Linked DNA regions of Homo sapiens: region 1 is linked to region 2. The links are chromatin loops, found by intact Hi-C in ENCODE. Cell type or tissue: endothelial cell of umbilical vein. All regions are shown on one strand. Links, peaks and the distances in the headings refer to the core of each region. The heading gives the core; the rest is flanking DNA.

Region 1 (15,904 bases), core at 5,409-13,408, 110 kb before region 2:
TTATCAGTTAGGACGGGTTAAATTATGCTGTGGTAACCAATAACTCCATGTTAATCACACTTTTGCTTAAAACAACAAAGGTTTGTTTCTTCTCATGCCACACATCTCTCATGGATTATTGGTAGGGGCTCTGATCTGCGTTGTCCCAGGACACCAGGCTGATGAAGGCTCCATCTCCGTGCATTCACAATCACTGTGCAGGAGGAAGAGTGTGCTGTGGGGCCTTGCATTAGCAATTCAGTGCATCTTCTTAGAGGAGATGCCATTTTTGAGAGCCAGGTAGGTCACATGGCCAGACACCCCATCAATGGGCCAGTTAAAGGTGATGCTATCATGTGCCTAGGAGGTGGAGAAGTCACATGCTTGGCCAGTGGTATTAATACTGTCCCAAGGGCATCCCCTTCTGGGGATCTATCCTGCAGAGTTATGCTGCTAAAGTCCTCTCACCTATAGGTGGTCCTCATGGACGGATGGATATGCATGCAGTGGTTCCAGCTGAGCTACTGTTTATGATGCTCCCTAAACTCTCATTCCTTGCTCTACTAACCCATGGGGACAGAGACTTCCCTAATGCTGCATCTTCTCTCAATTTGGCTAGACTTCTTGAATTTCCTTTTCTCTGTTCCGTTAGTCACGGGACAGATAAACAAGCTCGCTGCCTGAGAAAAGGCCCAAGTGGAGAAACAAATCTTCTCTTCTTGCAGGTGCTCCAGTTTTTGAGCAGTTCTCCTATCTAGTATACCCTTACACGGCACTTGAATGGGAACACACCTCGGTGGGAAAACCTGGTGAACCTTGCATGACCCCAAAGGCTGGTGACCACCGCCTTCTCCCTTTGGTTTTCTTCTTATACAGACTGGGGGAGCAGGGAGGCCTGGTGTGGAGTAATGGTAGAGATTAGTTCTTTCTACCCCTTTTATGAAGCTCTCTGGGTAAGAATTATTGTTTCACATCTGAAAGCTTGTTGCCTGCCCCCCTACCCCTATCTTCCTTATTATTATTATTTTTAGAATAGTCAGGAATTTGGTGTTGAACTTTGGTCTTAGTCAAATTTGGGTTGGGGGTGGTGGTGAATACAAAGTCCCATTTAAACAATAGAGTCTGGTATAAGAGACCTAACTCTCTGCTTGGAAACGTAGTAGTTTATTGATAAATAGGAAATCTTACTAATATATACCAATTTTAAAATCCTTTAGATTTGTGGCCTAGCTTATTTTGGTGGAACTTTTACTGAACACAAATTTCTTTTTCTGTTCAAATGTACTAGGGGCTGGGGGGAAAGCTTGTTTAATTTCTAAAAACAAACATTTTATTGGGTCATTTAGTTTATGTTGCATTTAAAGTAAAACCAGTGATTATTTCAAATCTGAATGTCTCTGACATGTGGGACTCAGATGTGATTTTTACTTTAAATCCAGTAATTTCTCACCTTTTTGGGATACCAATGCCAGGCTTGTCTCCTGGAGACTTTGAATCTTGCTACAAGAGATTGTGTCTCAGGCCCTCATGCTTGGTTATCTGATCTGTTGGTGGGTGACTCCAGCTCACTAATCTTTGCTCTAGCAATAATAACAGCTGGCATTTATTATGACTTAGTCTGTGCCAGGTGCTATTCTAAGATGGCCTTGTCACCATTTTCCTCGTGTTTATCCATCCTCCCATGCATGTGTACACCTACACATGTACTGGACTTCTATCCAAGCCTTACACATAGCCCGTTTAATCTTCCTGGTTCTGCTAGAAAATCCCATTACCTCCGTTATATACCTGAGGAACCTGAAACATAGGGTGAGGAGGTGACTTGCCCAAGTAGAGGAGCTAAGGAAAAGAAGGGGAACTTCAAATCTGGGTTTGACCCCAAACCTGCATTCTCCAGCATGCTGTGTTGCTGAATGAAGTCCACTTCATTCTGTTCACTGGCTCAGCAGCCAGCAAGTTGACAGAAACCAGGACTTTTTCAGCTTCCTTACATGAAGCCAAGCGTCCCTCTTTCCAGAGTCAGCAGGGTATGCTGATGTGTGGGAGCTGCTTTTGTCAGCTTTTTACAGTGGTCCTTAGCTTCAGGTGCTGTCTGAGCTGACATGTGGAGCTTAGCAAGGGGTGCTCTGTTAAAATGCAGCTCTGTTTTCCCCCTCAAATGTGATCATTCCCTGGAGAGTAAGTGGGGAAGCGTCACAGTCCAGTGGACATTGACCTACTCTAGCTGCTCTTAGGGGTTGTCAGTAGGTTGACAGGTTTGCTTTGATATCTTAGCCAGAAGGCTGGCCCCCTCTGCTTCCCTGCAAGTTATACTGAGAAATGCTTCAGAAGCTAGAGGTGCAAGTTGGCTATACCCAAACTGAGTGGTCTGCAAGTGTCTTCCCAACCTTGAAGCTGATGAGAAGGGCATCTGGATTGTGCCTCTCCAGAATTCTCTGCAACCGCCTTCCCAGTCCCACTTACAACAATAAATTCACTACTTAAAAAAAACACAAACAAAAAACAAAACATAAAATAAAGCCTCACTTTTTGAGAAAATTAATCAGAAGAAAAAAAACCTGTAATCCTGTCACCCCAAGATAGCCATATTGCTTTATACATTTATATATCCACACATACACAATTTTAAATGAAATCATGAGCTGTATATGCCCCCTTCGTTTTAAAATGCTACATAAACATCTTTCTGGGTCATGGCATATACTTTGAGCATGACTGCCTAGTATTTCTTTGGGTGGATAGTCCAATAATTTATTTAAATAAGGCTTTTAAAAACATTTGGACTGTTTTTAGTTTTTCCCTATTATAACAATGTTGTGATGAACATTTTCGGTGATTAAATCTTTGTTCATCTTTATTATTTCCTTGGCATATATTTTTAGTAAAAGAATTGCTGAATTGCTGCAAAATAAGAATACATAAGACTTTTTTTTTTGAGACAGAGTCTCATTCTGTTGTCCAGGCTGGAGTGCAGTGCCACAATCCCAGCTCACAGCAACCTCCACCTCCCAGGTTCAAGCGATCCTTCCACCTCAGCCTTCCAAGTAGCTGGGATTACAGACACCTGCCTCCATGCCTGGCTGATTTTTGTATTTTTAGTAGAGATGGTGTTTCACCATATTGGCCAGGCTGGTGTTGAACTTCTGACCTCAAGTGATCCACTTGCCTCGGCCTGCCAAAGCGCTGGCATTACAGGCGTGAGCCACCGTGTCCAGCCAAAAATGTAAGACTTCTGATGTGTTTTGCTGAGCTGCACACCTGCCCTGCCCCACTCAGCCTGAGAAGGTCATGTTTCATGATACCAAGGACATCACTGACACCCCTAGAAAATGTTAAGGTCCCCTCCCTTAAGGTCTCAAAGTTCTTAGTTCTTTCACTGACCTATTCCTTCCACCTTCTAGATATTCACTTTTCTCTTCTAAAACACAATGCTGACTTTTTCTTTTTTTAGTACATAGTACCTATGCATGGTTCAAAATATTTCGAAAAGGGTACAGCTGATGTGCTTGCTCCCACCTGTGTTTCTTATCTGCTCTGTTTTGTTCTCTGCTTCTCTTTTCTACCTGCCACAGGTCACCATCTTTTTTAATTTCTTACATATTCTTCCAGAAATTGTGTATGTGCATATAAGCAACTGTATAATTTGGGCCCTACCAGAGAGTGGAGGGTGGGAGGAAGGAGAGAATCAGGAAAAATAACTGTTGGATACTAGGCTTAATACCTGGATGATGAAATAATGTGTACAAAAAACCCCCATGACATGAGTTTACCTATATGACAAACCTGTACATGTACCCTTGAACTTAAAAGTTAAAAAAAAAAAAACCTATAATTTGCCCCCTCCCCAACATTTTACCCCAAGGTAGAAGTCTATACACAGTGTTCTCTAGCTTGCCTTTTTAAACATAAAATATAATGAAGAAACTTTAAAAATAATCAGAACAGAGACAACATCTTCATCTTTTTTTATGTTCAAATACCCTTTAGGCCGAGTTTGGTGGCTCATACTATAATCCCAGCACTTTGGGATGTTAAGGCAGGAAGATTGTTTGAGGCCAGGAGTTCAAGACCAGCCTGGGCCACATAATGAGACCCCCATCTTTACAAAAAACAAAATTAGCCAGCATGGTGTGCTTGTAGTCCCAGCTACTCATGAGGTTGAGGCAGGAGAATGGCTTGAGCCCAGGAGTTCAAGGCTGCAGTGAGCCATGGTTGTGCCACAGCCCTCCAGCCTGGGCAACAGAGTGAAACCTTGTCTCAAAATAAATAAATAAATAAATAAATAAATAAAGATACTTTAGGTGATACATTAATTATCTCATGTTTTCAGTAACAAAATGATCAGACCTAAGAAATTTAACATTAATATAATAATGATATCAAGTTTGCATTAAAATTTCTTACTTTAGCTAGAACCTTGTTGAAAAACATTTCCTCTTACTTTCCAAAAACATTGTATGTAACTGTTTTTTTCTTCCATTCCAGGATCTGTGAGATATTGAATTTGGTTGTTATGTCACATTTGGTCTAGAAAAGAGAAGAGTACTGCTACCATTTGGGGGCGAGGGGGGTCCTTCTGGATATTGTTATTTTTCAAGGGTTCAGGCAGGTTGTCCTGTTGAATGTCACCCCATCTGTACTTGTCTGGTTGCTTCTTCACGATTGGACTCTGATCAGACACTTTGCCAGGAAGATCACAGCAGTGATGGTCTGTATTATACTTCCCACTGTATCACATAAGATGCCATGCCGCCTTGTCTCACTGTTTGGGATCCTTAGTTTGATCACTTGGTTAAGGGGGTGTCTGCCGGCTAGCTCAGTGTAAAGGCACCCTGTTTCCTTTGTATCCAATAAATAATCAGTGAGATGGAAGTTTGAGACCATGTGAATATCCTGTTCCTCAAAAGACCTTTTACCCAAATACTTTAGCATGCATTAATGGTCCTTTCCTATAGTATTACATTGCAAAGTGATGATTTTCCAATATTACCCATATTTTTTTGCTAGTATTTTTTAGTAAAGAAGAGCTTCATCTCTCTCCCACCTTGTTAGTAACACTGTGGACTCCTGGATTTTCTTTCAGTTCAGTGATTACCATTCAGTGTGTTGTCATGGACATCACTGTGCCTATTGATGCACTAATTGTCCCAAATCTGACGATGGGAGCCCTTTCAAGCTTGCTTTTCTGTTCTTTTGAGCACTCACTCACTTTCTGGCATAATAAGATATTCTAGGCTTATCTTGCATTTCCCCAGTCCTGGAATCAGATCCAAAGAATCCTGGTTCCTTCTAATGAGGACTGGTATTTATAAACCAAGATCTGGGGGCTGGGTGTGCAGGTCGCTATCAGCACTTGTCATTACTTTGAGCCACTTTAAATGCACAGAGGCAGGAATGCTATAAATTATGAGCTCTTATCGATACTTTCAGTGTAAATCAAACACCATACCATTAGACTCCATAAAATAGGCTCTTTATTTTTCGCACAGTGAGAAACCTAATTCCAAATAATATCAATACATTTACTTATTTATTGTATTCTACGGTGTATACAAGAGTCTAGGAATTACCGTACTGATAATACAACAAACCTACCAAAGTTCAAATTTTCTTTTTTTTTCTTTTTTCTTTTATTTTTCCATAAGTTATATGGGGTATAGGTGGTATTTGGTTATGTAACTTCTTTAGTGGTGGTTTGTGAGATCCTGGTGCACCATACGCTGCACCGTATACATAGTCTTTTATCCCTCGCTCCCCTCCCACTCTTCCACCCAAGTCTCCAAAGTCACATTGTATCATTCTTATGCCTTTGTGTCCTCACAGCTTAGCTCCCACATATCAGTGAGAACATGTGATATTTGATTTTCCATTCCTGAGCCACTTCACTTAGAATAATAGTCTCCAATCTCATACGGGTCACTGCAAGTGCTGTTAATTCATTCCTTTTTATGGCTGCATAGTATTCCATCGTATATATACACCACAGTTTCTTTATCCACTAATTGATTGATGGGCATTTGGCTTTATTAAAATTGTTGAAGTGAGGTTATCCTAACAGTGCGAAGAAAATAATTCGGGTGCTGTAGACAGCTAGCTCTTTTTGTTCCTACACTATATCCCAGTAAAGGTTTAAAGGAGTAGTGTTTTGAAAATTACTTGGACAAATTCTTATTTTTAAAGTGATTTTGTTTCCATGTTAATATACGATTAGGTTTTCTTATTGCTGTTTGTATTCAACTTTAGGGTATGCTTTGTTCATCACTTTAAAATTTCTTGAAAATATAAAACATTTATGTTCAAAATCAAAACTATATAGAGAGGAATAGAAATTTTACTCCCTGCTACTGTCCTTCCCACCCTGTTTATCCTGCCCACTGTGGGAACCATTTCTAGTAGCTGCTAGTTTATTATTTCTGTGTTTCTTTCTACAAAAACAAGGATGTATATTCGTATGTTTTTGTTTCCTACTCTCTCATGTGTATACATGTATACATGTTTACTTGCGTACCTTGCTGTTTTCCACTTAACAATACATGGAAACAGCTTATAGCAATTTATCAAGATCTTTCGCACTCTTTCATAGGGCTGCAGAATTTTTTCCATTGTGTGGATTTATAGTAGTTTATTCAGCCAGTCTCCTATGTATGGGCATTTAGGTTGTTTGAACATTTTCCGGCATATTCATGAGGGTGAGTGAATAATCTTGTGCATTTATTGTTTCATGTTTGCAGAGACGTATATCTTTGGGGGTAAATTCCTAGAAGGGGAATTGCTGGGTCACAGCAGAAGCATATGCAGGTTTGTCAGCAATTGCCAAATCCCTCTCCATGGGGCTGAACCATTTTGCCCTTTAACCGGCAACATAGAACAGTGCTTGGCTCCCTACAGCCTTGCCAACAGAATATGTGATGAAGCATTTGGGCTTTTGCAAGCAGGATAGGTGAGGAATGGTATCACAGTGTAGTTTTAATTGGCATTTCTTTCATTATGAGTGAAGTGGAGCATCTTTTCAAATATTCTGTGTGGACATTTTATGAATTTTGCCCATTTTTCTATTGGGTTCTAATTCTTTTTCTTTTTGAAAGTTGCGTATATTCCATTGTCTGAATGTACTTTGATTTATTTGCCTTGTCTCCTATTGGTGGAAACTGGGGTTGTTCCCTGTGTTACGCTGTTAAAAACAATGCTGTAATGAATAATCTTAGGGAAGCCTCATTTCACTCGTGTGCAGCTGTATTTGTAGGTTAAATTTCAGAAACGAATTTGTTTGGTCCAAGGGCATATACATTAGTTATGTTAATGAATGTTGCCAAATTACACTCCCCTTCCATGGGTTGCCCCAGTTAAAGCCCCCACCAGCAGCACACGTGAGTGCCTATTTTCTCCCGACTGACTGAGTGATTGCCTTTTGGATTTTTGTCCTGATAGGAAAAACATGTGATCTCAGTGAAATGTTAGTTTGCACTGAGCTTTTTTTTTTTTGTACACCTAATACATTCTTTTAAGGTTTGAGCCCCCTTTTTCCTGGCAGAATCACTTCTTCCTGGATAAGGTGGTGATGGGGGAGTTGAAGAGAAGATAGTGTGATGGGGATTGCTCCTGTCTGACCAGAAACTCTGTCTCTGGAGAATTGCAGCCGCAGACTAAAGCCCTCATCAAGTGTCCCTGTTCCTAAGGTCCACTCCAAGTGTGTACAGGGTCTGCTGGCAGCACTGGGCCAGGGCCCCGGGCATGTCCTCCCAAGAATTCGTGGCAGTGAGTCTTTGGCGAGCCACCCTCCAGATGAATTTCTTAGTGGAGGGAGAGTCTGACTCTGGAAGAACAGTTTGTGACTTGAGGGATGTTTTCATCCCTTTTATTTCTGCTCACCCTTGTCAGTTGCTCTGTTCTCCTCTCCTGCGCAGTCTACCTGAGTGAAGTCACTCTGCCCTATTATTTCCCATGCCCTCAGGTCCCATGGGCATGTGATTACCTCTTTGCTGATTGCAAGGCTGTGGAGTTCCCTAATCACCTTGTTCTCAGCCTCTTATTTCCCTGCTGAGAAGTGGAGGGAGTGATGGGGTTCCTCCTGCTCTTGGGAGATGCTCCTTTTCTGGCTGCTGAGACCTTGCCCTCCTAGGCATGGTGCACTTTGCCGTGGGTCTGATCTGCTGACTGCTGGCCTCCAGGAACCATCATTATCTATGCTGGGTAGGAAAGGACTGCTTCTGGGTTTTCACATTACTTTAGAATAGTCACCAGGGTCCTGAAGTCTCCAGCAATGTTTGTTAGCCACACTATGGCAGAAAAAGCAGTGGTGGTGGATCTTTCTCTTGATTCTGGCAAATGTAGATGCACAGATAGGAATAGCGGTGACTACTGACTGAGAATTTACTATGGGCTGAGCATGTTACTTGTATTCCATTTAACCTTTGCAGCAACTGAATGAAGTAGGTGCCATCATCATCTCCATTTTTACAGATAAGGAAGCTGCCCAAATCCTCACAGCTATTGGGTGTCAAAGCAAAACAAAAACAAACAAACAAACAAAAAAAGATAAAAATACACAACTAATTTAACTTTGAGGAGTATTATGATTTGGTGGGGAGGGCAGCAAAATCTGCCAATCTAATTATGTAAAAAATAAATTTCACTTATTGAGCCTATGTCATCTGAATAGATCAGCCCAGGATCACCCTATGTGGCTCTGGGGACCTCAGCTTGGATTGGAGAGTTGGACAGAGCTAAGTCCTGCACAGAGCAGGTGGAGCTGTTGATCAATAATGCCAACGTTTAGTGAGCATTTACTGCATGCCACGTGCTGGGCTGAGCACTTTGCACCGTTAACTCATATTACAATTAACTCGTATTACTCTCACAACAACCCTATGAAAAAGAACTGTTTTCCCCCAGTTTACATTTACACATGAGAAGACTGAGGCCCTGGACACTAACCATGTTGCCCAAGGTTGGATGACTAACCCACTAGAGAGCCATGATTCAGACCTGGCTGATCTGCTTCCCGTGAGGCTGGGGAAATTCTGCCAGACACTGGGCAGCATCCTCCAGACAGATTCTCCCTTTTAGTACTGGAGAGAGGGCAGCCAGAATTTTTTGCTGTTTACTGTTTGGTGAACAGTGATTCACCAAAATCAAAACAGTGATTCACTGGTGACCAGTGATTTTAAGAAAGCAGATTTCCTTTCTGGCTTTGGTGGGCTTGGTACAAAGGCAGTCTCCATGGGCCGCAGAGTGCATGGCTCTTGCATGAGCCACCAGACTACACTTGGAGATGGTTGACCACTTCAGGGCATGGTGGGGTCTCGAGGGCACCATGCTCAGCAGCCACACCTTCAGAAGCCTTTCCAGATGTCCCTGTAGCCTCCTCTACCTCTGTCTGGGTTTGGACTTCTTATTAATACTATCACCACAGTGTGGGGACAGCCTCACCTCCCACACTGTGCCTGTGGATAAGACAAACAGCATAACTCTTATCTCAGAAGGCCAATGCCAGGATGGCTGACTGAGCTTGACTGACCTCTTTTCGTAAAAATACCTTGCATTTCTCTTTAAATTTTTCTTGATCAATCAGCAAAAATTTAAAAGTATGTTCTCAGTGCCACAGGGAGACACAGACACTGCTCTTGTGGAACATATTGTTTAGCTGAGGATGCACTCACAAATCCGTCCACAATAAATGGCCAAATACATTTCATTGTGGATGGAAATCCATAAGGCAGAGCCCAGGTGAGTGCCACAAACATCATGCAGGCCATCTGTGGTCTCAGTGGAGCAGGAGATCAGTGTGGCCTAGAGTCTTTCTAAGGGAGGTGGAGCTTCAAGGGTAGGAGATAACTTATAGTAGCAGCATCATGGAGTGAAGAGTGTTCTAGGTCCTGAAAGCTTTTCACAGCCAGCCTCTGGGTCCCAGATGGGAATGTCAAATTTGGGCTGCTCTCAAAGCCCACCTCATAGCAGCATAGTCAATAGTGGAGCATGACTGAGTAGTGTCCACAGCTTCCACCCATGAAATAGCCTCTTGGGTGGGGGTGGCCAATGAAGGCATTTCCATGCAGTAGCTCATCCATATCACCAGTCCATCCCCATGATGGAGGTCCATGACAAGACAGTTCTGAGCCATCAGGAGCATTTACTCAAGGAGAACGGGGTGTGTATATCACAGTGTTTCCAAAGTACGTTGCACTGAACTTTAATCCAATGAGAATAAATGATTCTCTGGAGAAGTACATAATATACTCCCTTTAGATATGTGCAGTACACATTAGTTTTTAAAGGGCTCCAAGGTGTTCTATAGTTAAAGAAACCTATTTAACTTTTCAACTCATTGTTTCCCAAACTTACCATGGGATCTCCCTACTTTTTTGCATAACTCTTATTAATATTCATAAGAACCATGGTCTGTGCCTTAAAAAAAAAACAACTTTGGGAATGGTGAGATAGTATATTTCTGAAAGATTTCTATGGTAAAAGCACTTAACTGCTAAAAAGCTGTTGAATTTAAAGGTTCCAACTCTTGGAGGACTGAATAACAGAGTTGTTCCTGGCGGGTTCTGGAAAGCTGACTACATATTCGTGTTTCCTTCCTGAGTTAAAATGTTAAGTTCCTTGAGGGCAAGCAATGAAATCCTAACATCCTTTGTATCAAGCCCACAGCTTTCTCAGCACTGACTATGTAATAGCTATTCAATAATGACTTGTTAATTGACTGATTGAAGATGTTTGTTAAAGGCCAAAGAGTTAATTAGTTGATGCTGGAATCCAGTTCTTTCAACTTCCAGCCAGAAGCTTGTTTTGTCAGCCCACAAACTCTAAATTTAGGGCCCTCCAGCTTCCTACAGTTTATCAAAACTATTTTAAAAGGTTAACTCTTTTATTAAGTAGTTTTCCGTAGGCCCATCATTCCTGACTCCCCTTCACCCATTATCATGGGCCTTAATTGTGATGAGGTGGGTGAGGGGACAGTTGTCGGCATGTGTGTGTGAGTTGGGGGGAACGGCCCTTCTTTCTCAGTTTTATCTCACTACAGCTTCTTGACCCAGGAAAGCATGTAACTGTGATCATGCCTGCTTCGTTCTCCCTGTGGCTTTTACTTTGGGAATTCCATCCTGGAAGTGGGGCTGAAGGCGGGCTTTTCCCAAAGCTGACTTTCAGCTGACACTCAATTTTTGAGCATAATAAAAACGTGTTACCGGCCCCCCAAACTTCCACTGCATTATTATTATGTATGTATTGGCTACTGACAGTGTACTTGGGGGTTTCACAGCATCAATAGAAAAGATGGTCCTTCGTCAATAGGATTACAATGTTGGCCATTTGTCATAAGTATATTAGCCCAGGTTAATGTGGCTATAATGAGCAACTGTTAATTTCTTTTCCTGTACAAATACATCAGATTTCAGATGTATTGAAATGTGTCATTCTATGGCTGGTACTTGAACCTGCAGCTTGCTGGTAAGCAGGAGAAAGCGCTGGGCAGAATTCAAATGCCTTGCAGGAAAGTTCTTTAAACACCCACTGGTCTGTGTCTGTTTCTGTGTTTATCCTTTAAGCACGGGAATCAAAAGAAAAGCATCTTTATTTTGAGTGTTTCAGTCTATCTCTGCCATGTATTGGCAGCCCTCTGTTCTCTTTAACTGCAGGAGTCACTAAGTAGCATTACTCATGTAAAAATTGATTGAGTTTAAAGAAATGGAATGAGAAGGAGTCTTCATTGTTCTAAGTGAGTGTCTTTTGGTTAGCAGCAATCCATTGGAGTGAGATCTCATTTTGATTAGGGACAGTGTGTCCTATTGTATAAAGCTGTTTTAATGGAAAAATTATTAAAATAATTCTAAGCCCTGAAGGCACTGGAGGTTCTGAAAGTGTGGAGGGTTGAAACCAAAGTGGATTTTATTAACTCTGTTTATCTGGATTGTTTGTAGATCCAACCTAAACCATGGAGGGTCAATTTGCCTGAAGTACATTGTTGAATTTAATTTAGTTGAGAACAAGGGCCAATTAGAAACGTTTCTATTTGGTGTTGCTTGGGCACATATCTGCCTCCACCCTTCCATTTGCTGAGCCCCTGCCATGTGCAAGATACCTTCAACCTCACAGTCTTCATAAACTCTATTCCCTTTGTGTCTGAAATGCTGTCTCTTTACCGGCCCTGCCCTTTACCTGGTTAACTATTTCTCATCCTTTTGGTCTCAGCCTGGCTCTCTTCTTTAGGGAAGCCTTACTTGAATCCCAAGCAGATCACATTCTTCCTGTGGTGTTATCAGATGTACTTTTTCTTCATTGCCCTTGTCACACCTTTAAGTCAATGATGATTTGTTTTATTTCTTTAATATCTGTTTCCTCTTCTATGTTATATGCTTCATGAGAGCAGAGGTATGTCTATTTTCTTTAATATGTTTTCAAGCTCTTGCACATAGCTTGGCACCAAGTAGGTACTCAAATAGTTGTTGAAAGAAGGAAAGGAAGAGTTGGAAGCTCATCGTGAAGACTTTGGCTTTTCAGATTGCAATAGGTACACCTTTAAGAACATCCCCAAATATTCTCACCTGACATTCATGCCCTTGTGTAGTCCCCTCTCCTTGAGTATGGGCTGGACCTAGTGACTCATCTCTAGCCAGTAGAATATTGCAAAATTATAGGATGTCACTTCTGAAATTAGGTTACAGAGAACGTGACTTCCAGCTTGTGTGCCCTCTCTCACTCCCTTCTTTGCCTGCCCTGATGGAGGCCAGTGGCCATGCTGTAAGTTACCCTACCAGAGGCCTAGGCCATGTGGCAAGGAACCAAAGGAAACTTCTAGTTGCCAGCCAGCGAGGAGCTGAGGCTCTCAGCCCAGTAGTTCCTGAGGATCTGAATCCTGCCAACAACCATGTGAGTGGACTGTGAAGTGGCTCCTCCCTCCATCCAAGCTTCCCGTGAAACCTTGGCAGATCCCTTGATTGCAGCCTGTGAGAAACCTTGAGGCAGAGGCACTGAGCAAAACTGTGCTCATATTCCCGACCCAGAGAATCTGAGATCATTAATGCTCACTATTTTAAGCTACTAATTTTGGGGGTAATTTGTTATAAAGCCATAGATAACTCATACACAGATTTTTCCCTGTTAGGTTTTTAGCTACAAATGATGCTCATGGGAACTTAATACAGGCAAGGTCTTGTGCTAAACACTTAAGATGCACACTCTTATGTATTCCTCACATTAACTCCATGTAAGTTCCATTATGTCAATTTTACAGATGAGAAAAATGAGGCAAAGAGAGATTGAATAACTTGTCTAAGGCCTTGGCAGAGCACTGGGAGTGTGATCCTGGAGTCTGCTTTTACCCATCAATCTGAAGGTAGACTATGAGTTGGAATTGCTTTGGGCTCTGTCCTCACCTAAAGACCAGGGCTCCTGACTTTATGAGCTTCCAGGACTCAATGCAAGTAAGTTGTCCAACTGTTCAGTATGAAGATTTGGGCAGTGCCTCAGCTTGGACCCTGTCTCTTTAAGGAGCTGAAATAAGCCCCTTTAGGAGAGATCCAGCTGTTGTTTTATTTAGGCATGACCCTCTTAATACCCTATGAATTAGCATGCTTAGTGTGGAAACCCAGGAAGAAATTCTGGTCAGTCACTCCACTTGTGTCCAAGAATAAAATCCAATCAGGAACACAAAAGATGGTGGCTTTTGGAATAAAATGAGCAGCATCCACTGTGATTACAGCTTGTTTTCAACTTCTGCAAGATGAAATTAAATCGAGTAATTGTTTGCACATTTAACCACATGACTCTGATTTGTCTGAGGCAGATTGTGGCATTGTGAATATTTAAACCAGTAATAAAGTCTTTAAGCTTATGTTCCATTTTATCTCATTTATTTGTAGATCTTAAAATGTAATGAACAGAAGAATGTAAGATGTTTGGGGGAAGAGATAAATGTTGTGTATGATCACTATGGTTTTAGGTTATGAGGTTCTAAGACCTTGTGCTGTAATTTTGTATGCATTGTGATTCTGAGCCCTGGATTCTGGAATATATGTTCTTTGTTAGAAATCTTGGAAGACCAAGACTCTTGTTGTCTGTTTTTCTATTCTTTGGTGTGATTCTATATCTCTTGCCTCAGAATTGATTTTTGGCAACTTCTTAAGTACTGTAGGGTTGCATGATAATTGCTTACCTAAATAGATTAATTTTGAGTGATTGCCAAATAACCTGGCATATACAGACACAGATTGCAAATAAGTGTTGGATATGAAATGTGTCTTGAGTGTGTGACTATTTGAAATGTTGCTTCAGATCAGACTTTGTATTGCAGAGATGTGCCTGTGTATCTAGTAGCAAAAATCCCTGACAGTTCAATAGAACTTTTCCAGCTAAACAAGAATCAAGTTGAGGCTCTCAGTAAAAGACGAGTTTACAATTTTTAGAAATTATAAGCTTATATATTAGTCTTAATGTTGTTATGAGAAGGAATTTGAATGGAACTTGGATTTTATATTCCAAGGCTTTGCTTTGCCCATGGTGTTCAGCTGTCATGATTTTAATTTTTTTAAAGCTGTCATGATTTTGGCAGCTTTCTGATGTTAGAGTTGTTTTCTAACCTCAGTGAGATCACAAGTGTGTTTGATTTGGTAAGTGTGTTTGATTTGGTAGTCTCTTCAACAACCTAAATTTGGAGAAATGTGTTCACTTATTTGGCGATCTTATATCTTCCTTGTGGAGGTATTTTATGAATATAACCAAAATTGATGGCCGTGGGTGCTTGTTGATTACTTCTCATTCAGTCGTGAATCCTGGACTCTGGTGTTATCTGGCACTCCCTTCCTCTCCAGTGGCTTCTATAGCGTTGTTCTCTCAAGGTTTTCTGCACGTTCTCTCTGATATCTCTGGCTTTGTCTTTTTGTCTGAGTCATATTCTTTCTCTCAACCTTTAAATATTGGTGATTCTCTAGGGTTCTGTCCTCAGACCTCTTTTCACCTTACTAATCTCTCCTGGATAATTTAATTCACTAGGAATGTTTCTGCTACCACATATATGCTCACACTCCAATACGTGTCTCCAGTCCAGGTTATTCTCCTAGGTTCAAGACACACTCGTTCCTTTGCCCAGCGACCTCTCCACTTGGATGGCCCCTCCACCTTGTCACCCCACAGTCAGCATGTGCAGACCTGAGTTCCTCTTTGTCCTAGACCTGCTCCTTTTCCTCTTGCTTCTCATTGTGGTGAGTGGCATTGCCATTCATCCTGTCACCTAGACTGGCAGGCTGTTGCTATCTACCACCCCACCCCACCCCACCCAGGCCTGTCCATTTGACCTCCTCAGTTGCTCTCAACCCATCTTCACTGGCTTCTTGTCAGTCTCTTAATTTAGGCCCATACCATTTCTTGCCACACTATCTTTTCCATATTCTTAATTTTTTTTAAATTATAATTTTTAATTTTTTGGGTATATAGTAGGTGTATATGTTTGTGGGGTACATGAAATATGTTAATACAGGAATGCAATGTTTAATCATCACATCACAAAAAATTGAGTATCCATCCCTTCAAGCCTTTGTTTGTTTGTTTATTTATTTATTTGAGACAAGATCTTGCTCTGTCACTAAGGCTGGAGTACAGTGGCATGATCATGGCTCACTGCAGCCTCAACCTCCTGGGCTCAAGTGATTCTCTTGCCTCAGCCCCCACAAGTAGCTGGGACTACGGGCCTGCACCATCATACTTGGGTAATTTTTGTATTTTTATTTAAGAGATGGAATTTTGCCATGTTTCCCAGGCTAGTCTTAAACTCCTGGGATCAAGTGATCTGCCCTCCTTGGCCTCCCAAAGTGCTGGGATTACAGGCATGAGCCGCCATGCCTGGCCCTCTCAAGCATTTATCCTTTGTGTTACAAACAATCCAGTTACATTCTTTTAGTTATTTTTTTATTTTTTGAGATGGAATCTT
Region 2 (15,904 bases), core at 3,647-11,646:
ACAACTTTGGGAAGCTTATATAAGCTCCCAGTTAGTAAGTGGCACACCCAGGTCAATCTGGGGATAACAGCTTGTCTCCCTGGCACTTCTCGACCCCTGTGTGGATATTGCCTGTTGGGGTTTTGCTTATATATGTTCTCCTCAGGAGGATCTCTTACAGCCCTGTCATTATTTTTGGGTCCCTTGCAAAGCCATGTGTAGAGTAGACATTGAATAGATAACAGCACAGTGAATGAATGAATATGACAGCCCGGGATGGAAACCAACCAAGGAAAGAGGTAGATAGATGGAGGAAGCCACAAGTCACTCAACTTCTCCTTTCACTCATGTCTTGTGTATGAATTTGCATAAATAAGGATTCCCAGAGAAGTTTCCTCTGCTGTCCAGACACCCACCCACCCATCAAGGAGCATTGCCTTTGTCATCAGGAGCAGCTCTGAAGGGTCTCAAGCTGTTCTTTCCCACATGGGTCCAACTCAGCCTACTTGTCAGCTCAACTGACACCACCATGGTAGGAGTCCAAACCTCTGCTTCCATCTGAGCACCAGGCCGGATGGGAAAGAACGAGTTAAAGCCTGCAAGTATGAGTCTGTTGTACAGAGCAGCATCTAGGTCATTCCTTCAACACAAAAGAAATGAAATACAGCTTGCCTAGCTGCAGCTTGCTGCACGAACCCCGCTGCTCTGTGCAGATTAATACCAGGCAGGCATGAGGCCATTTTAATAAGATACAGCAAGATTAATAAGGGAGCGGACCACATGTTCCTCTGGAACACACAGTCCTGTGTGCAGTGGTGAAGGGAGACACATGGGAGATGTGGAAGCAGTGGGGACAGGGCTGTGGGGAAGGGAGAGGGAGGCACAGGGCCAGCAGCCCCAGACAAAAGCCAGCCCAAGACACTTCCTGGGAGGAAGGGCCGCATAATGACAGGGGTTCTAAACCTGGATCCAGGATAGGTTTCTAGCAATCTGAAGATGCCTTGAAGCTGTGTGTGAAATGCTGCGTGTGTCCCCCATGCACACTGTCCTCTAGCCTAGCTGGCTGTATTTGGGGCTGCACAGGGCCTTTGCATATGCCCTCCTCCCTACCTGGATCAGCCTCTCCCATTGCTGCCTAGTTAGCTCCCATTCTGCCTCCAGGTCTCACTTGCTTGTGGAAACCTTTCCAGACCCCCAAAGCAGGTCACAGGTGCCCATTGTTCCCTCTCAGGACCCTGTGCTCCCTTTCTGTGTGGCATGGTCCAGTTGTCATTGTACCTTAACTTGTAACCCTCCTCCCCATGTCTTTTGTCCACTTGGGTTATTCTGCTTCACTAAGTAAACTGGATTTCCCTGGCTGTTTTTTCATATGTTCATGCCTGGAAACAACTCTCCCAGCTCTGGCTCAACATCATCTGGTTCAAAAGCCATAATTAGCTGACCACAATCTTTGTGACTGTTAGGTACAGATGTTTGAGGGGGAATGTGGTTGGATTAATTTGGGCTAGTGAGTGTGTCTTCTAGGATCAGGGTTAATCTAATGGAAACTGCTTTGAAGAGAGGGTCATGTGATAGTGAAACTGCCTTTTGGGGGCGGTTGGATAGTATAAGTGGGGTGAGGAAGCCTGGTGTGGAGAGCATATGGGCTGATATTTCCACTGCAGTTTCCTAACTAGAGGTGGACCTGAGCCCCCTTTGCCCTCGCCTTGGCTACAGCCCTTTTTCTGCATCCAAAGCAATAGCTCCTCTGACTTTGGGGGCAGGGATGCCCATTTTATGTTAGCATCCCAAGAACTTGGCCCAGTTATCAGCAGGTAGTTGGTGCCTAAATGGTGTTGGTTCCAACGTGAAAGAGAAGAGGCATCAGGGGATTTCCAAACTGTTTAGCCTGAGCTGCTTTGTTGGGATGTGTGGTTTATGTGGGTCAGCATTAAAGAGTGTGGGCAAAGAAAAACAGGGAGCTAGAAGGGGCTCAACATGGGATAGCCATGGGGAATATAGATCATGTGTGTTGGCACTTTTGCTTTATTCACTGCATGCCTGCTTTCAAATTTAATGTTCCTGAGGCATGTCTCAAATTGAGTTATTTATATTTTTTTCATTAAGTTGTAAACTTCTTACAGGAAAGTGTCCCCCAGGTGCCTTGTCTGGGGCCTTGAACCCCTGGAGCTGCTCTAGAAATACTCAGTGACTTGGTTTCTGTAAACCTGAACTTCATATTCTTCCGTGCACAGTGCTCAACAGCGCTGCTTCTTGCGGCATGTTGACTGCAGGGGTGGGTGTGACTGTTCAGGGATGGTAAAGGCTTACGGAGAGTCCAGACCAGGGCTCTTCTTGTCAATCATGCATTTTGTACCAGTTGTTGCCACCTGGTGATTGTCAGTGTTTCACTTCAAGTAGCAAAGGAAGGGCATCAGCTTAGGCAGGAAAGCCATTGATGGAGGCAAAGCAGAACTATAGGCACTCAGTTCCCTGAATCCAGGGCTTATCTAAAGCAAGTGTAATCCAGATACTTCACGTACTTTAAGATATGTGAACATGTGAATTGACAAAACAAAAACACTGGAATCACTGCCATTTGACTCAGTTGTCACAGTGCACTCTGTCTCCTCATCTCTGGCTCAGCAATTGAAGCAGTCTAAGGCCTTGTATTTAAAAATTGCAACCATAGTTGTTTGTTATTCTTCTCAGTTACTTGGTCTGATACTTTTCTTGTTTTGCTGACAACTGGTCCACACTTAGCTGGAGCATCCATCCCCTGTTCTCTTTCTCTCACCTTCTCTTAGAGCCACATGCTTTTCCCTCTGGTTCTGACTTTCACAAGGCCGGTGAGAGACTCCCTTGCCGCATCTGTTTTGACTAAACTCCTACTTAATCACTTATATCTTGGCAGGACTCAAAGCCCTTCCCATTCGAAGCAGCTAAGCTATTCTGACAAGCAGTTGGTTAGTGTTAAATGGCATTAACTCACTTCACCTGAATGTAGTCCTACACCATAGTGGGTGGGGTGGGGCAGGACTCCAGCTTTGACCTCCTAGGCAAGTTTGGTGGAAGGATTTAGGGCACAGATATTGGAGTCCAACAGGCCCCTGCTCCCAGCCTGCTCTGTCACTTTTTGGTGGGGTGGTCACAGGCAAGTTTGTCTTTTCTTGTCGGAAAAATGAAGATAACACTTGCCTCCTAGGGTTTTTGTGGGGATTAAACAAGATCTTCTATCTTTACATTAGTTAGCACAATGCCTGGTACTGAGTGTTCAGTAAATGGTAGCTATTTTTGGTATTATTGTCTATTTTATAGATTTTGATAAGACAGCTCCAAATTTTCTATTTTGAAAACATCAAAATTGTCTTGTTTCCTATGTGACATCCTGGATCTTAATAAGGTTGAACAGTGCTGTCTTATTCTTGGAGCACTGGGGGAGTATTCTTGGAGAAGATTCAGTGAAATTCTTGACTAAAGTGCAAAAATCCCAGATTTTTGTCTGTTTCCTGCTCACTGAACTTCAGGGCAAAGAGCTCTTCTGGGAACCTGTCCCCTGTCCCTGCCTCCCATGGCACTGGTTGGGAGTCCATGCCATGCTCAGAGCTTTTGCTGCACCCTTTTGGGCAATTCATGAGGATTTGCTTTTTTCCAGTGCTGCCAGAAGTTTTGGTACTGTACTTTTGTGCGTCGTTGTGTGTAAGCGGTACTACAGAATATTTAATAAGGTCAAACATAATACATGTTTGAAAACTGTGTAAGTTGAGTTACAAAAACAGCTTTGATTGCATGAGTAATATTTAAAGTGCCTGTTAAAAATATAGTAACTTTTCTATCAATAATAGAAAACCTTCTGAGCTCTGAAGAGATTTTTAAAGCAAGATCCAGTGGCTCTTGCCCGTCTTGGTGAAAGTTTTCCATTAAACAGATGATTCATATTACGAGAGTGGAATGATTAACATGAATTATGGGGAAATTATTCTAAGACTTGAGTGTCTGATTTATGAATGGATTAGGAGGCAGATTGCTTCACAATTGTTTTTTCAAAAGGGAGAATTTTAGCTGACTAACCAAGACCCTCCAAAGAGAGGGTTTGCCCCAGCATTGGTGTTCCTTTTAGGGGCAATTTCTCAGAGTCCTCTATTTAAAGAGAGAAACTTACTTCTAGGGAAGAGAGGCTACCTGCTTCTGTCAGTTCTGGAGTAGACTCTAGAATTCCTCCCAAACCTGACTCAATTAGAAAGGCTTGAGAAAGCCAGAACTGCCCCTTGGAAGGTGAACCTTTGAATCCTGGGCATGTGCCAGACAGCTGGGAAGAAACCAACTTAATTCAAGTTGGTCAGAGATTCCCGTGTGGATGGACAGAATGGCTGGGGCTCTCCTCACTTGTTTACTGGCCACAGCACTGCTTTCAGGAAGGTCTTAGTGGAGATCCCTGGACTGAGAACTGCAGCCTGGGAGGAGAGGGGATGACTGAGCAGGGGAGCAGCTGTGGAAAGCTGGGTGTTCTGCAGATGCATCCCACAAGCTTGGGTTGGTATCCTCACCAGAAGTATGACCTGAGGCCCTATTGTGTGCCAGCACCTATGCTGGGCACTTGGACATGAATCCTCCCTGTGAGGAGCTCACATTCCATCTGGGACAACAAATGAGGAGATGACAGTGTCCTGCAGTGAGTATGAAGGAGCAGTTTGCATGCAACTAAGTCACCTGATCCTAATAGCACCTCTTTGAGGGAGGCACTATTATTAGCCCCATTTTACAAATGAGGAACCTTTAGGCCACATGGTAATAAGTGACAGAGCCTCAGCTAGGACACAGCTTTGGCTAATTCCAAGTCTTGGCTCTTAAATCCTGCTCTATCCTTGGTATAAAATGATAGCTAATGCTGTGGTGTTGTAAGCAGTGAGTATTGGGCACTGTCCCACAATATAGGCTCGGGGGGGCAGGTTCAGATTTTGCCCTTTTCATACAGTCCCACTGTAGTTGTTTGTTAGGGAAATGGGCAAATTGCCCTTGTCTTAGGTGGGGAAGCTATAGGTGGAGGCAAAGCAGAACTATAGGTGCTCCTGTCACCTGGATTCAGGTATCACCAGGGCTGTGGGACCCTCATGCAAAAAGCTCTTTGTTCTGCAGCCTTGTGCTTATCTACCCCATCCAAAGGCTGTGTAAAAATGACTCCATTTTTCTTTGGCTTTGTGCAGATTCTTCTATCAGGTCACTTAGCTTTCCACTGGCAGATAAATCACTCGTAATTTGAGTGTTAAGCCCCATGGTGCCTGGCACATGACAGCTGCAAAAAACGTCACCCCGCTCCCCAACATCATTGCCTCTAGCTTTGAGGTTGATGAAGCAGCCACAGGTGGGCAGATGGTGCTTAGGTATTAGGGAAAACTGCTTGCAAATCTCGGTATTTAACCTCTGTCCTTCTCCAGTGAGGCAGCCTCAGTCAGAAAGGCCTGTGAAGGGGCAGGCTGGGTATTCACTCCCCCATGTGATGGAGGTTAATAAGATCAGAGTTTATTTAGAATCAGAAGCAGGAGATGAGCTTCTAGGGGGAAATGAGCAGCAGGGCTGGGCTGGGCTGGGGCAGGTGCAGGGCCCTGGGATCTCAGGCTGTTTATGTAGAGATGGGTAAACAGAAGATGCACCTGAACCTCACTGCTCACTTTTACTGCCATCCACCCTGCTTCCTGCAGAGAAGGGCCTACCAGGCCCATTCTGAGCATGGATTTGTGCATCTCAAGCCTGTCCCCAGTGACTGGCTTGCCCAGGCTGGTTCTGCAGGACACCTGCACCTTGCTTCCAGTGCTAGACTTCTTTAATTGGGAGGTTCTTTGCAAAGTAAGTCCTATTTTCCTTTCACTGAAGTTATTTCAAAAAGTCTCCATTTCTATTTATCCCCCTGTATTTATTTTGCACCTGGTATCTGCCTCGTGCTGAGGATATGATGATGGATAAGACAAATCTAGTCCCCGTCCTCCAACCCTACATTGTCTCCTGACAGCTCTAGGACAGTAAGGATTCTTAACTTTTGTATACAGGTGAGGTAGCTGAAGCTTTTAGAGCAGGTTGGTCATTTACCCAAGGTGATGCAGAGCTGTGATTCCAGTCCAGGTCTGTCTTCAGGTTCTATGCCCTTAACCATCAAGCTGAACTGTGACTCAGTACAGTAAATTTCTGGTAGAGCTTCTCAGGCTGCAGTTTGTTTCTTGGCCTCCGCACTCCGGACTTATGGATGTGTAAGCCAATATTTACAAGTTCTGAGTGGGGTCACTTCTTAGCAGTGTCTTGTGTAGAGCATAAAATCCTTTTGTAAAGAAATGAGGTGCATTTAATGCATGTCTGTGGTGTGAGTTTTTGGTATCCCTGGACCTATTTTATTCTGTTGGGGACATACTTGTATTGGGGAGGGAGAGCTAGGTAGGTACTTACAGGGCAGATGCCCATCTCAAATTATGAACTTTGGAAGGCAAGGTCTGGATCTTATTCATCCTTGATCTCCCATACTCAGCCTGATACTGGCACAAAGATGTGCTCCGTACGTGTTCATGTGGTGAAGGAGGATTGATTACTGTCATGAGGGCCTCTGAGGCTGAATAACCTCATGAAAAAGTGTGTCCCCTTTGGAGTCAAACTAACCTAGGGTTGAGTTGAGCCTTGCCACCTTTTGACAGTATAGCCTGGCAAGTGATTTAATCTTCCTGAGTCTCAGTTTCCCCACTTGAGGGTTGTGGGAATTAAATTAGTGCTAAGTCAGGAGCTTAGTACAATGCCTGCCCATGTTAAGCCACGGGTTGCAAACTGTGGCCCTCAGGCCAAATCTGCCCTGTCTGTCTGTTTTTATAGAGGTTTATTTGAAGGCAACCATGCTCATTCTTTCATGTATTATCTATAGCTGTCTTTGCACTACAATGGCAGAGTTGAGGAGAGGTCATATGGCTCACAAAGTGGAGAATATTTACTACCTGGCCCTTTACATTAAAAGTTTGCTGGCCGGGCGCGGTGGCTCATGCCTATAATCTCAGCGCTTTGGGAGGCTGAGGTGGGTGGATTGCAAGGTCAGGAGATCGAGACCATCCTGGCTAACATGGTGAAACCCTGTCTCTACTAAAAAAAAAGAAATTAGCCGGGCGTGGTGGCGGGCGCCTGTAGTTCCAGCTACTTGGGAGGCTGAGGCAGGAGAATGGTGTGAACCTGGGAGGAGGAGCTTGCCGTGAGTGGAGATCATGCCACTGCACTCCAGCCTGGGCAACAGAGCGAGACTCTGTCTCAAAAAAAAAAAAAAAAAGGTTGCTGACGTCTGTGTTAAGTCCTTAATAAATGGTAAACTGCAGTGGTTATTACAATTATTGTCATTATCTATAATTTCACCACCCCCCTTCTAACCCTTAAATAAGTCACTTTTAAAGCAGTGACCTTCTTCTGTACTTTTGAGTTTTGGGAGGAACTTCTCAATGCTTGATGAACATGTTTGTGCTTCTCTTGGTTTTGGTCTTGATGGCTCTGAAGATTTGGGTGGAATTCCTTCCCAGCCTTTTTCTTCTGGTCTCTTGATCCCTCGTAGTTTTGGATCTGTCCTCAAAAGGTGGCATTTCTTCCACCTCCATCTCTGAACAGCTCGCCTTACTGAGTGGCTGGGGCTGAGAGGAACACTTAAGGGGGAAGCTCGCTGTAAAATCATTGTGTTTGAGGGTCCCTCATGCTTCTGGGAAATTGGGAGAGGCAGGAGCTCCTAAACTCTGGGAACATGAACTCACCCAGAGTCTTGACTTCTTTCCCGAGTCTCTCTGCCCTGTTTTTATAGGTGAAAACCTCCTAAAATGTGAGGACAAGTTTTTTTCTCAGTAATTTGCTTTTTAAAAATGTAATCTTATTTCTGAATCATAAATGTAATATACGCAATTTGTGGAAACATGGGAAATGAAGACAACGGCAACAAGTCATCCAAATCTTACCACCCAGATGACCACTATTAGCATTTTTTAGCATATTTCCTTCCAGATTCCTAATCGTGTGTAAATGTTTACATAATTGAAATCACATTGTTTAAATAATTTTATTTCCTGCATTTTTACTTATGCCATAAAGCATTTCCTCTAGTGTCTGATATTCTTTAAAACCATAATTTTTATCTATGCACGTACACATGCTTCCACCCACCCATGCATCCACTCACTCAACAGATATTTCCTTAGTGCCTCTTATATCCCAGACCCTGTTAGGTGACTCTGATACAGTGGTGAGTAAATTAGACCTTATCTCTCCCATTACAGAGCTCACAGTCTAGTAGGGCATATAGAGAGATAATTAATCATTATAACATTGTCATAGCTCAGGCTGCTATAACAAAATACCATAGACTGGGTGGCTTAAACAAAAGACACTTATTTCTCACAGTTCTGGAGGCTAGAAGGTTCAAGGTCAAGGTGCTGGCAGATTCAGTTCTTGGTGAGGCCCACTTGCTGACTTGCAGATGGCTAACTTCTCTCTGTATCCTCACGTAGAGAAGAGAGGAGACTCTGGGGTCTCTTCCTCTTATAAGGACACAAATCCCTTAATGGGGCAGCACCCTCATGACCTCATCTAAACCTAATTACCTCCCGAACACTTCACCTCCAAATATCATCACACTGGGGGCTAGGGTTCTTTTTCAACATGTGAATTTAGGAGGGAACCCAAACATTCAATCCATAACAGACATCATATGATAATGCCCTAATGGGAAGTAGAGGATATGTAGAAACATGTACAGAAGGGACCCATCAATTCACTTGAAGTGTTGAGTGAAGGCTTCCCAGAGGAAGCCAGTCCCAGTCTCTGAGTCATCTCTTTGGAGGAAGTTTGAGAAACCCTGATCTACCAGCTTTCTTTGGGATGGTAGACAGTCTTCTGAGAAATGTGCACCTAAATGAGATGGAAGGAAAAGAAATTAGTAGTTACTGTGAGTGGTGGAACCCCAAATATCACTGTGCTGTATTATTATCAAGACTATCTTCCTAAAATAAAGCCCTTTAGAAATAAAGTGAGGCACTGCAGAGATCAAAGTGCGCAGACTCATTTGGAAATGCTGGACTTATTCCTGAAATAGGAGGCAATGTTCCAGAGAGAATCACCTCCATTGACTTAAGGGTGCATCCTAGGAAGGGTATATTTGGAAGTACTCTTGCCTTTTGAAGGTTCAGCAGCACTGTTGTGAGATCCCGGATCCTGTCTGCCTTCTGGCGACTTTAGGGATGCTCAAGGTCCATGTGGGTCCAGATGACTGTTGGATTAATGTGGACAAGACTGTGTGCCTTTGTAAGATGTGAGGTGACACAACATTTTAGCAAGGGCAAAACTCAAACCAACACTCTTCCCAAGTTCTGAGCACACAATGCCTGCCTTCTTCCTTTTGCCTTGTTACCTGTGTGTTTGTTTTTATGTGTTTCCCATGAGGAATGACACAGGGAGAGATGGCTGGTGTGGCAAACTGATTGCATGTTGGATCTTGCATGTTTATGTTTGACAGCTGACCTGGGCTTAGACTTGTGCATCTGCAACAAGAGACTAATGGCACCAATTGCTCTTGGTCTTAAATCCTCTCTGAGTGGTTGAAATAGAAGTTGGCCCTCTTAATTACTTGGGTGATCAGGAGATGGAATTGGTCAGGGACACCCTTGTGGGGATTTAGTAGTACATTTGTCACCACGAGGGTCTCTGAAGTTGCTTCAGGACAAATCTGTGGACCACAGCCATCTCCCAGCAGTGGATAGGTAACCCACATAGATGTGCAAGTGATGTAGAGAAAGCTCCACGCTATATTATGTCCATCCTAGAGGAAAAAAAATCCAGTTCAGGAAATGTATCTGCCTATGTATTTCTTCTTGACTTTTTATCTTTATCCAATTTGGGCAAGCATATACAAATGCTGACTGCATTTGCTCCTTAGTATGGACTGCAGTGCTTTATAAAAAAGTAAAAATGACTTTTCATTAGCAAAGGCCTGCAAGCAAGGCAGAAACTAACACAATTTGCATTTCTTTACCTTTGTAAAATGTGAGAGTTAGCACTATCCTGCAGGGTTGGCTGTTAGGATTAAATTAGAGAGCACATGTGCTAACCTACTGTCTGCCCTGTCGTAGATACTCAATAAATGGAAGCTATTATTTTTATTGATATAATAGCTAATTTTGATTCAGGATTCAACATGCTTTACATGTGTTAACTCTCTTAATTGATTTTGTATGCTCTGGATCAAACATATTTTGGTGTTTAATCAGAGAGGGAGGTGATAATGAGAATGCCTTGTATCTTGCTCACCTTCCCGTGGGCAATTGCTTTCCTAGTGACGAACAGCCAGAGAGGGGTCTTATAACCAAATGAGAGTATCATGCAAATTTCTAGTTCAATCCCTAGATTGCTTTCTAAGATACAGTCATATTACTGTGAAATGATCCAAAGTTTTATTCTTAAGAGGGTCTTGTGCCCCAGTTAGAGGGAGAATTCTTACTTCATATGGACATGATGCTCAAAAGATTGCTCCTAATATAGGTCTTATTTCACAGACTCCCCAGTGGGCTCGATTTATTTAGACTCCCTTTGAGGCTAACTGGCTGTGATAGACAATTTTTAGCCTTCATCCCAGAAATGATGCCTTAAGAAGCTGTGCTCTGTTCTATACTGCAGGCTTTGTGATGAGTTCATACTTTCAGTACCATCCAAAAGTGCCTATTAAATTGGAGTTCAGGGTACCTAGAGTCTTGACTTGATCATGTAAGTCTTGAAATTTTGTCCAGGAGGCATAGAAAAACCCTTCAAAGTTTTGAGTGTTTAATCTGTTTGGACAGAGTCTTAGGGGTTAGCCAAAGAATATCAAACTCTGATATAAACAGTTTTCAAAAACCAACAGAAAATGTCTCTTAGATGCACAGCCACCTGGAACATTCCAGGTTTGCAGGAAACTGCTGAAGACCTGTTGGATAGGTTCAATTTCTTGTCATGGTTGGTGGAAAGATACGGCTGTCTGGGGAGATATTACAGAGGGAGGAAGTTTATCTCCCCCTTCCCCTTCCTCTTCCCCTTCCCCTCCACCTTCCCCTCTTCCTTCCCCCACTCCTCCACCTCCTCCCTTCTGTCTCTCCTTTCCCTCCTTCCATCCTCCCCTCCCCTCCCCTCCCCTCCCCTTCCCTCCCTCCCTCCCTCCTTTCTTTCTTTCCTCCTTCCTTCCTTCCTTCCTTCCTTCCTTCCTTTCCGTCATGAAGGTAATAAGAGCCAAACGTGTTGTACAGATCAGGGGTAAGAGATGCCCTGGGTCAAGGCTGTGTCCTCTTCTGGGAGTTGGGCAGTGGTGTTGGATGAACATCACCTGTTGGGGATGCTTGGCAGGTATGAAGGATGGTGGAGTGATTTTTTGGCCTTGGGAAAGTGACTGATTTGTTCAGTCATTGCTCAGTGATGTGTCTCATGGACACATAGCAGCCACAAAACACCTTTACTCTACTCCTCCTCCCTAAGCAGGCTAGTTGCATCACTTGGTGCTTTCTGACTTCTGCATAGAAAAACCTTCAGGATTTGCAGTGACTGGTACAGTCCTCAGGAAGGAAATGGGACTCCAGAAGTCCTTGTCAGAAGGCAAATTTCTGGTCTTTTTTTTTCTCATTTGTGTCTCAGGGTGAAGTGAGCCTGGCAATGATTTCTTGATTCCTAGGAAGATCCATAAGGTTTAAATGGAATGGTACCTTAGGGTAATGATATTTTATTCTGATGAAAGGTGGATTATTAACAGAAGGTAAGAAGAGGGAATTATAAGGGTTCCAATTATTCTGCTGTGACAGAATGAGAGAAGTTCCATTTCCTTCCAACTTCACAAAGATTGTATGAGAATCATTTGTCACAAATGGAAACACACTGATCTCTTTAAAGGAAATATGTAGTCTATATTCAGCTTGTCCCAGCAGTACAAGCTGGGTTGCATCATGATCCTTAAAGCATTTGTGTACACTCACCTGCTTGCCGTTCCCCATATGTGCATGTGGGTGTAACATGTCTGCCTGGCAACTCCTACTCGTTCTTATAGACCCAGTCAGGCATCTCTTTCTCTGCGTAGCCTTCCCTGACCCTCTCCTTCCACAAGCAGAGCTGATCATGAGCTCCTTTATATTCCCACTGACCTTGAACATGTATTTATTCCACTTCTCATTCCCACATCCCCCAATGCCTCACCCTGTGCCTAGAACAAAGTGTGCATCAGGGCTAATTTGTTTTGTAGTGGTTTGTTTGCATGAGCACCTACCCTTCTGGTCTGTGAACTCCCTAACAACAGAGAACATGTTCTACTCACCCCTTTGTCCTTAGTGCCTGAATCATAATTATAGATGTTCAATTATGATTAGCTGAATGGATGGAGTTAGCACGGTGGCCTAAGAAGAGGATGGACTAGTGTAAGATAGCAAACTCCATGAGTGGTCCTCTTGTTGGATTCTGTTGTAAGCTCTGATACCCTGTTCAGGGGAGTTTCTATAGGGAAGATGGAGCCATGGGAGAGCAGAAACCAGTTCTTTGTATAGACATGAGAGAAAGGGAAGGGAGTCTTTGCTAATGGCCAGGTCAGCAGTAGGCCAACTTCCCTTTGTGTTCCTGGGAGACAGGAGAAGCTCCTGTAAAGAAGGTGCCCTATAGCTATATTAAGCTGGAGCTTGGCTCTAGGATCTGGGGCTGGGAGAGGAAACATAGTAAGTAGCTGGCCCCCTGGTTGGTCTGCATACTCTCTCTCTCTCTCTCTCTCTCTCTCTCTCTCTCTCTATATATATATATATATATATATATATATATATATATATATTATTTTTTTTGAGACAGTCTTGCTCTATTGCCCAGAATGGAGTGCAGTGGCATGATCTCAGCTCACTGCAACCTCTGCTCCATGGGTTCAAGTGATTCTCGTGCCTCAGCCTCCTAAGTAGCTGGGATTACAGGCATGTGCCACCATGCTTGGCTATTTTTTGTATTTTAGTAGAGACAGGGGTTTTGCCATGTTGGCCAGGCTGGTCTCAAACTCTTGGCCCCCAAGTGATACATCCACCTGGGACTCCCAAAGTGCTGGGATTACAAGCCTGAACCACCGCACCCTGCCTCTAAAATGGAGGTAAATGGTATCCATCTGCTTGGGTTCCTGGCAAATAAAATGACAACAGCAACAAAAGAGCACTCTCTGCTTACTAAGGTGATGCTGGGCAAATGCCCACTTCCCTTTTAGATTTCCCACTAAGTTTCCTAAATGTCCAGATGGCAATTTGCGGGTGAATAATTTATACCAAGATCTCTTATGCATTATGCAGCACAGATTTAAATTACAAATTGACCTCACTTGGCAGTCAACTTAGTAATAAGTGGGCTTTTTGGTGGTGGGCTTGATAGGCTAGGCTGGGGCCGAGTTAGAGTTAGGCAAATGGAAATGGCATGGTCAGCCTAATCCAACCTGCACTGATGAGGCAGAGCAGGTGTAAGGAGGTCGCAGAGCTTGGTGTGCTTTGACTCAGTTGAGCCCACCCTCTGAGGGTGAGCTCAGGGCAGGGCTGTTCAGGCATCTGTTATTCTCTCAGAAGTACATAGGTTCCTTCCAACAGGAGGGTAGTGGAAGTGACGGCTGGAAGAACTGAGCCTCTCCCCGAGTCTGTGGCTTCCCAGGAGGAGCGGGTTCTCCTCCAGCAGGATGTGTCCAAGGTGGCTGAGCTACCAGGCTGGAGTCTGCTCCACTGGGCCTGCGGTGTTCAGCAGCTGCTGCCTGAGCCTTCTTGACACTGTGAGGGAGGCATGCAGGACTCCACCTGGGGGCTGGGCTATGATCTGAGCCAGAGAAGGAGAGGGGGAGGCATGAGGGCAAGAAAAGCTATCAGAGAAGAGTGGTGTGGGGGGGTGTTGTGGAAAACATCTGGAACGGCTCAGGTCCTTGATGCAAACTGAGTGAAAAAGGTGTGGTGGGAATGCTGAGACAGTCCAGCACCTCTCCAGGATGGTCACTGCAAACACTCATGGTGCCCAGCCCCATACCAAGCCCTCATCCTGGATTACTTCAACTCCTTGTGATTGCTCTTTGAGATGATACTATCCTGTTCTCCCATTTCAGAGGTGAGAACTAAAACTTAGAGTCAGGACTGGGTGTGGTGGCTCATTCCTGTAATCCCAGCACTTTGGAAAGCTGAGGTGGGAGGATCACTTGAGGCCAAGTGTTCAAGACCAGCTTGGGTAACATAGTGAGACCCTGCCTCTACAAAAAATAAATTAGCTGGGTGTAGTGGCACACACCTGTAGTCCCAGCTACTCTGGAGGCTGAGGCAGGAGGATCACTTGAGCCCAAGAGTTTGAGGTTGCCATGAGCCATGGTAGTGCCACTGCACTTCAGCCTGGATGACAAGAGTGAGACCAAAACTCTTAAAAACAGGCCAGATACAGTGGCTTACACCTGTAATCCTTGAACTTTGGGAGGCTGAGGTGGGTGGATTGCGAGTTTAGGAGTTCAAGACCAGCCTGGGCAACATGGTGAAACCCCATCTCTACTAAAATACAAAAAATTAGCCAGGCATGGTGGTGCTTGCCTGTAGTCCCGTCTACTCAGGAGGCTGAGGCACGAGAATCACTTGAACCCAGGAGGCGGAGGTTGCAGTGAGCTGAGATTGTGCCACTGCACTTCAGCCTGGGAGACAGAGAGAGAGATGCCTTTTCAAAAAACAAAAAAAAACAAAACTTAGAGTGAGTCACTTACCTAAGGTGATACAGTCAATAAGTGATACCTGAAAGCAGGTTTTTCAATTAATGAAATATTCACTCAATACCTCCTACGGGCCAATCCTTTCCTGGGTGCTGGGATACAGCAGGGAATGAGGAACACAGCTCTGTCCTCAGGAAGGTTACATTTTGGTGGCTGAGACACAAAACAGTCAACAAACAAAGTACCTGACACCTGCAGTTGATGGCCGGGCCCTTGCTCCTAAACTTTATGCTCTGTGGATTGATTAGACAGTCTGTTCTGCAAATATTGATAGAAAGCCTATGGTGTGTAAAACTGCACCATGAGAGATGTGCTTGGAGGCAGATACCCTCAGTCCTGAGTTCAAGGAGCTCACAGTTGGGGGTGGCAGAGAGAAGTCGAGTATGCAGGTGACGCAGGACAGGGTGTGTCCCCAGGGAGGGACTGAGGAGGCTGCCTGGGGGGGTCAAGGGAGGGTGCAACGTCATCCTGGGGAGTCTTGGAGAAGCCTCAGTGGGAGCCAGGTTTGAGGTGTTCTTGAGGAGTGGGGTGAGGACCAATGAGGGCAGGGCCTCGCAAGGGCAGAAATCCACATCCACTATTCTGATAAGATTTGGCTGCATTGAAGGATGTAAGTATAGGAATGCAGGAGACTAGGAAGGGAGAAGCCAGGAGCAGCGATTGGTGCTTAGTGTGGCGAGGGCTGGGGAACCACCACTGGGTTTCCCGCAGCAGTGGATTAAGAAACACCTTTCGGGATGAGTGTGGGGATAGCGGTAGTAAGTGGAAAGATGTTGGAGTCAGGGAGATGTGATTTCAGAGCTTCTGAGGGTCAGAACGTGAGTGAAAATGGTGGCAGTGGAAAGGAAAGGGCAAATGTGAGAGTTTCCCACTTTCGGCAGACATCAGGAAATTAAGCTGGTGATGCCGTTGAGGAGGGAAGATGTGGTGTTTAGCTTTGTCATGTGGTGCTGGGGAGGCCAGCAAGTATCTGTAGAGGGAGGGTATGGGTAAGGAATGGAAACTTAGGTGTTACCCTTCTGGAAGTGGATGGGTCTGCCAGGGAGAGACTGGGGACAGAAAATTGAAGAGGGGACACCTCGGCTTGCCCCTGCTGAACCTCCCATCTAGGAAGGAGTTCTAGGTCATGAATGTGTGCTAGCTGTGTTCTGAGACTCTTGATTTGTTTGTATATCACTGCAGTCCCTATTGGTCAGA

Evidence for each region. A loop is a pair of places that touch in the nucleus more often than their neighbours do. Peaks named below come from ENCODE experiments on the same cell type or tissue, not always from the same donor. Only the 100,000 strongest peaks of a DNase experiment are listed, where the experiment ranks them.
Region 1: a loop joins it to region 2, with 9 times the contacts of the local background. A loop is called at or near these places in 2 of 110 quality-filtered maps.

The regions. Positions count from the first base shown.
Region 1 is chr5:137,463,935-137,479,838 of GRCh38, reverse strand. The region is part of intron 2 of SPOCK1 (SPARC (osteonectin), cwcv and kazal like domains proteoglycan 1); the gene reads left to right. Among named protein-coding and RNA genes, the nearest start is that of SPOCK1, 27 kb to the left of the region's middle. In endothelial cell of umbilical vein, for the core only: no CTCF peak of the experiment used is centred there; a DNase peak (open chromatin) is centred at 9,048; H3K27ac peaks cover 2,703 bases.
Region 2 is chr5:137,353,676-137,369,579 of GRCh38, reverse strand. All of the region lies in intron 2 of SPOCK1 (SPARC (osteonectin), cwcv and kazal like domains proteoglycan 1), which reads left to right. Among named protein-coding and RNA genes, the nearest start is that of SPOCK1, 140 kb to the left of the region's middle. In endothelial cell of umbilical vein, for the core only: no CTCF peak of the experiment used is centred there; DNase peaks (open chromatin) are centred at 8,119 and 8,749; H3K27ac peaks cover 3,213 bases.